Regions from separate parts of the Mus musculus genome. Here region 1 is linked to region 2. Evidence: chromatin loops called from intact Hi-C (ENCODE). Cell type or tissue: heart. All regions are shown on one strand. Links, peaks and the distances in the headings refer to the core of each region. The heading gives the core; the rest is flanking DNA.

What was found. Hi-C counts contacts between places; a loop is a spot of excess contacts. Peaks named below come from ENCODE experiments on the same cell type or tissue, not always from the same donor. Only the 100,000 strongest peaks of a DNase experiment are listed, where the experiment ranks them.
Region 1: it touches region 2 in a loop (4-fold over the local background); 2 of 42 quality-filtered maps call a loop at or near these places.

What each region holds. Positions count from the first base shown.
Region 1 is chr13:94,974,584-94,977,414 of GRCm38, forward strand. It overlaps Wdr41 (WD repeat domain 41), which reads left to right and starts at 1,761. Exons shown (of 14, transcript NM_172590.3): 1 at 1,761-2,006. The coding sequence starts at 1,956. In heart, for the core only: no CTCF peak of the experiment used is centred there; a DNase peak (open chromatin) is centred at 1,748; H3K4me3 peaks cover 1,363 bases; H3K27ac peaks cover 1,095 bases.
Region 2 is chr13:95,346,040-95,348,951 of GRCm38, forward strand. No RefSeq gene overlaps it. Among named protein-coding and RNA genes, the nearest start is that of Snora47, 17 kb to the left of the region's middle. In heart, for the core only: a CTCF peak has its summit at 1,154 (motif pointing left); no DNase peak of the experiment used is centred there.

The sequences.
Region 1 (2,831 bases), core at 332-2,831, 370 kb before region 2:
GAGCTCTGGGGGGTACTGGGTAGTTCATATTGTTGATCAACCTATAGGGTTGCAGATCCCTTTAGCTCCTTGGTTACTTTCTCTAGCTCCTCCATTGGGGGCCCTGTGCTCCATCCAATAGCTGACCCTGAGCATCCACTTCTGTGTTTGCTAGGCCCTGGCATAGTCACACAAGAGACAGCTCTATCTGGGTCCTTTCAGCAAAATCTTGCTAGTGTATGAAATGGTGTCAGCGTTTGGAGGCTGATTTTGGGATGGATCCCTGGATATGGCAGTCTCTAGATGGTCCATCCTTTCGTCTCAGCTCCAAACTGTGTCTCTGTAACTCCTTCCATGGGTATTTTGTTCCCAATTCTAAGAAGGGGCAAAGTGTCCACACTTTGGTCTTCATTGTTCTTGAGTTTCATGTGTTTTGCAAATTGTAACTTATATCTTGGGTATTCTAAGTTTCTAGGCTAAGATCCACTTATCAGTGAGTACATATCATTTGAGTTCTTTTGTGATTGAGTTACTTCACTCAGGATAATGCCCTCCAGATCCATCCATTTGCCTAGGAATTTCATAAATTCATTCTTTTTAATAGCTGAGTAGTACTCCATTGTGTAAATGTACCACATTTTTTGTATCCATTCCTCTGTTGAGGGGCATCTGGGTTCTTTCCAGCTTCTGGCTATTATAAATAAGGCTGCTATGAACATAGTGGAGCATGTATCTTTCTTACTAGTTGGAACATCTTCTGGATATATGGCCAGGAGAGGTACTGTGGGATCCTCCGATAGTACCATGTCCAATTTTCTGAGGAACTGCCAGACTGATTTCCAGAGTGGTTGTACAAGCTTGCAATCCCACCAACAATGGAGGAGTGTTCCTCTTTCTCCACATCCTCACCAGCATCTGCTGTCACCTGATCTTAGCCATTCTGACTGTTGAGAGGTGGAATCTCAGGGTTGTTTTGATTTGCATTTCCCTGATGATTAAGGATGTTGAACATTTTTTTCAGGTGCTTCTCAGCCATTCGGTATTCCTCAGATGAGAATTCTTTGTTTAGCTTTGAGCCCCATTTTTAATGGGGTTATTTGATTTTCTGGAGTCTACCTTCTTGGGTTTTTTATATATATATTGGATATTAGTCCCCTCAAACTTTGATTTCTATGTGCCAACTAGAGATTGCTTTTCCTAGTCTACATTTTCAAAAGTGTCCAGGTAATTTTTGATACGAAGCCAGGTTGTATAACCAGTCGTGTAACTATTAAGAAAATTTAGAGGCTGACATAGAATGTTTGGAGCTAGAAATGTCGCTCCATGTTTCAGCAGCACAGCCAGGGAACGGATTCCTTCGCTTTATACTTCCTGCTTTGGAAGACAGTCCAGGCAATGTGTAAGAACCGGTTTTGAAGTTTACCGAGCAAGTCTTAATTCCATCATGGCCACCTGCTGGCTTTTATCTTTAGACACATTACTTAATCTTTAAGCGGGTCAGTTTCTTGGTCTGTAAAAAGGGAGGCGTTAGGGTTTGGTACAGTCCTTATTCTGTGGCACACAATGTTGGCTGCTTGGTGTACAAGAACGCCACTAGATTCGTCCAGGAGCAGAAGTCTACTGCAGGCACACCCTCTCCATCTGGCTGTTGGGAAACCAGGAGACTTGCTAGTGTGTTTAAGGGGCGCCGTAGCTACACAGGATTTAGACAAGCGCTGGTCCTGCGGCGACATGGCCGCAGCGCACGCCCACTAGGGGGCGCCCGAGCGACCTGAGCTCTTGCGCCAACCGCGCGGCGCCCACGCGCGTGCTCACTGGGGACGCGGAACCTCCGCCTCCGCCGTCGCGGCCTTCAGTGCGGGCGCCCCAACGAGACTTCTGTTTTCCCGCTGCCTCGCCCCAGGCTCACTCGGCCGCAGCCCCAGCACCTGCGCCGCGGCGGCCCTCGCTCCGTGGGCCGCGGACGCCCCGGCCCGATGCTGCGCTGGCTGATCGGAGGAGGCCGCGAGCCGCAGGGCCTAGCCGAGGTAATGCGCGGGGGCCCGGGGGCGGGGCCGGGGCGGGGCCTGCGGCGAGCGCCGGAAGCGGCTGCTCAGGGCCACCTGGCCTCTGCTAAGAAACTGGGACTTAACTACAAACCAGCAGGAGTGACTGCCACTCTTGATTTATTTGAACCGATAAGTCTTCTCAGCCGGGACTCGAATTTGCTTAAGGAACGTAAATTTAACTAGTTGCTTTCCGAGAAGCTAAGTGAGAAAATGATTTCTGTTTATTTAGTACATGTATGGTCTCATCGTCACATTGAAAAAATAATTTTGTCACCTTAAAAATGTTGACATCTGAAATTTACTTCATGTGCCACACAACAATTTGTGTTACACTTCCTTCCTTATAGGAAGCATTTTACAGTTTGGATTATTGCAAACTTGGCAGTTTTAACTTCCTCATAGCTTTGACATTGACACGTGATTTTTTTAAATCACTTATTTTATATAATTTGAAGTCCTTAGGGTTATGGAAGAATTGTGGATTATTGAATGGACACATAACATATATTTGACTATTTGCTTATTTAGTGAATACACTATTTTATTCAGTTCTGTCATACCTGGTAAAACTCTCACATAATTGAGTGACAGCTAGAAAAGAGACCAGATAAATGCAAAACCATCACCATGGGATAGCATGCTGGATCTTACGTTTTCTTTTCCACACAAAAGTACTTCAATTGTGTAACTGCCTTGAATATGTACACTATAAGAGCTGGTGATTTTTCCTAATGAATGAGAGAACATTACTTATGAATTACAGTCAGCCTTCCAGTCTAAGTGATTCTCAGTCCTGGGGTAATC
Region 2 (2,912 bases), core at 147-2,646:
TTCTGGTGTGCGCCTGCGCCTGCCTGACTAAGTGCAAGAGGTCAAAGGACAACCCACAGGAGTCGGTTCTTTCCTTCTACCAAGTTGGTCCTGATGGAATTCAGGTCACCAAGTTTGGCAGGGGCATCTTTACCTACAAAATCATCTCAGGCAGCTGGGATGGGGCAGTTTGGCTCCTGAGTCAGCAGCTGCCAGCTCGCTCCCCCTTGCTGCCCTGGCTACCTTGAACAAAAAGACTGTCATTCTAACAGACAACTGGGACCACCCTTATGCCAGCACCGAACATGATGAATATTCTGCAGATACCTCGGAACAGCTACACTATGCTGCCAGCTGATTCTCCCTAGCTGTGACCGAGACAGCTGAGCAATAAGTCAGGCTATGCTGGCCCATTTAATGGCAGCTTGACACAAACTGGGGTCACCTGAAAGGAGGAATCCTCAACTGAGGAAATACCTTCAACAGATCTGGCTGTAGGTCATTCTCCTAATTAGTGATTGATGCAAGGAGGGTCCAGCCTATTGTGGGTAGTGCTATTCCTGAGCTCGTGGTCCTGTGTTCTATAAGATAGCAAGCTGACCAAGCCAGTAAACAGCACTCCACACACGCCCTACCCGCGGCCTCTACATCAGCTTCTGCCTCCAGGTTCCTGCCCTGTTTGAGTCTCTGCCCTAACTTCCTAACTTTCTTCAGTGATGGGCTATGATGCGAAAGTATAAGCCAAATAAATACTTTCCCTCCAACTTGCTTTCGATCTTCTTCTTCTTCTTCTTCTTCTTCTTCTTCTTCTTCTTCTTCTTCTTCTTCTTCTTCTTCTTCTTCTTCTTCTTCTTCTCTTCTTCTTTTCTTCTTTCCTCCTCCTCCTCCTCCTCCTTCTCCTCCTCCTTCTCCTCCTCCTCCTCCTCCTCTTCTTCTTCTTCTTTATCATAGCAAGCCTAAGTAACCCTAAGACACAGACCAAGAAGGAGATGGCCTATTGCTTGGCACTGGAACTGGTGTCAGTCCTCGTGGTATTATGGATACTGATAGAACCACAGTCAGGCTGTGCGAAACAGTTTGAGCTAGATTCTTCGCTGCAGTAAGCCTAGAAATCTAAATAACCTTGGAACTATTTCCACCTTGGCTAGAGGAGTAGAGCGCCCCCTGGTGGCCTAACAGAAAGAGCGGTAACTGGTGCCTAGAGAAGGCTCTGGTTGTTTCACATCCAAAGCATCCTTGACTGGTGCTGAGGCAAGGCTGACTGTCCAAAACAAACGGTGATGATGCACACACTCCACAGCTGTTCAAGCAGACTACTCAGGCTCACTCAGCATGTCAGCAGAGAGGCACTATCCCTTGCTGCCCCATTTCTGCTGCAAAGCAGCCCCAATAATAGGCTTAGTCAGAATGGTCTTATCCACTCTCAGTTTGAGCTTGGGTGTGGGTGGGCAGGATAGAGGGAGGATAGCAGAGGCACCAGCACCTGGCTCATGCCACATAAGGCAAGTACCTTAGTGGGCCTAGCAGGAGCTGCACTGTGCATGTAATAAAGATCAGCATTTGGAGCCTGTGGACAGTGTGAGAGCGGCCAGGCTAAGAAGGAAGAAGAGGGCAGAGGAGACAGGGGATAGAGGAGAGGGGGAAGACGGGAGAGGGAAAAAACTGAGGCTAAAGGATTAAAACATTGTAAGGACCCAGAGAAGAAAAGCCGTGAGCCCCCAGTGCCAAGACTTCTAGGAAGCTGTTTGGGACCAAGAGTCTTAGACCACAGACTGAGAACTGTTATCACTGGCCATACTGGTTGGGAATGGGAGGGGACTTGCACAGGGATTGTGACATAGCTTCTGCCCACTCCAGTGGCCCACTGCTACCAGAGTCAGAGACCAGAACTCGGCATATTTTCTGCTGCGTCTATAGCTGAGGTTTACCCATTTAAAGACAAAGAACCGCCAGCCTGTTTTGACCTTGAAGGAAATAAAGCCCCCACCTTTTTTTCCCCTTTAATACAGGTAATGCTGCGGATCCACCCCAACTCCCCAGTAAGAACGACAAGCAAACAAAAACCCTCTTAAGTCGTAAGTTTTCTAATTCTTAAAGTGCTGAGTCACAGATACAACTTAAGTGCCTAGTGCAGTCTCTCACACACTCAATGTGCACTGCATCCCAGCCATAAATGACCCAGGACCTGCATCGCATCCGTCCTGAGCTAGGCGGGCTGAAGGACCAGCTGTGACAAACTCTGACAAGATTTGCTGCCCTCCAGCTCTACACAGCACTCCCAGAAGGTTTGAGGATTTGCTGTACAGACTCTCCAAGTCTCCAGCCTTCCTCTTCACCCTTCAGTTACTTATCCTGCTGAGGGTGAGGCAAGGAAAGCCTTTCCCAAGGAGTTGGGGTGCAGGCACGCATGAGACTCTGGACTTGATTCATATATAAAAATAATGAAAAGGAGATAGAAAGCTGCATAACCCTTGGATCACTAATAATTCAATGTGTGCCTAAAGCAGTGGCCGATTTCCCCAAGTGTTTGGAAGTCTGTATTTGAATGGATATAGGTAGTAGAGATGTAGTGTAGCATGGTTACCTAGGCAACGGTTACTTACGCAGTATCCACTGCCTCTCCTCTGGTGTCCACCAAACCCCAAAAGTATTCTGACAGCAACATGCTCAGCCCCAACTGATGGCTCACAGATGGCTTAAGCCAACTGTGACCACCTGTTGCTTGTTTTTAGTAAGTCTCTTGGGGACATGAAGAAGTGGGCAGTGTCAGCCTGAGGTCCCTTGCTTTCCTGACACAAAAGAACTGGCATCTAGCACCATTCTTGTCCCATTCTCCCTTAGACAGGACTATGGCCAGAGTTCCAAAAGTCACTTTGCCACAAGCCAAAAAATATGACCAAGCAGGAAGACAGTAGGCACAGCCTGGGCCTGAC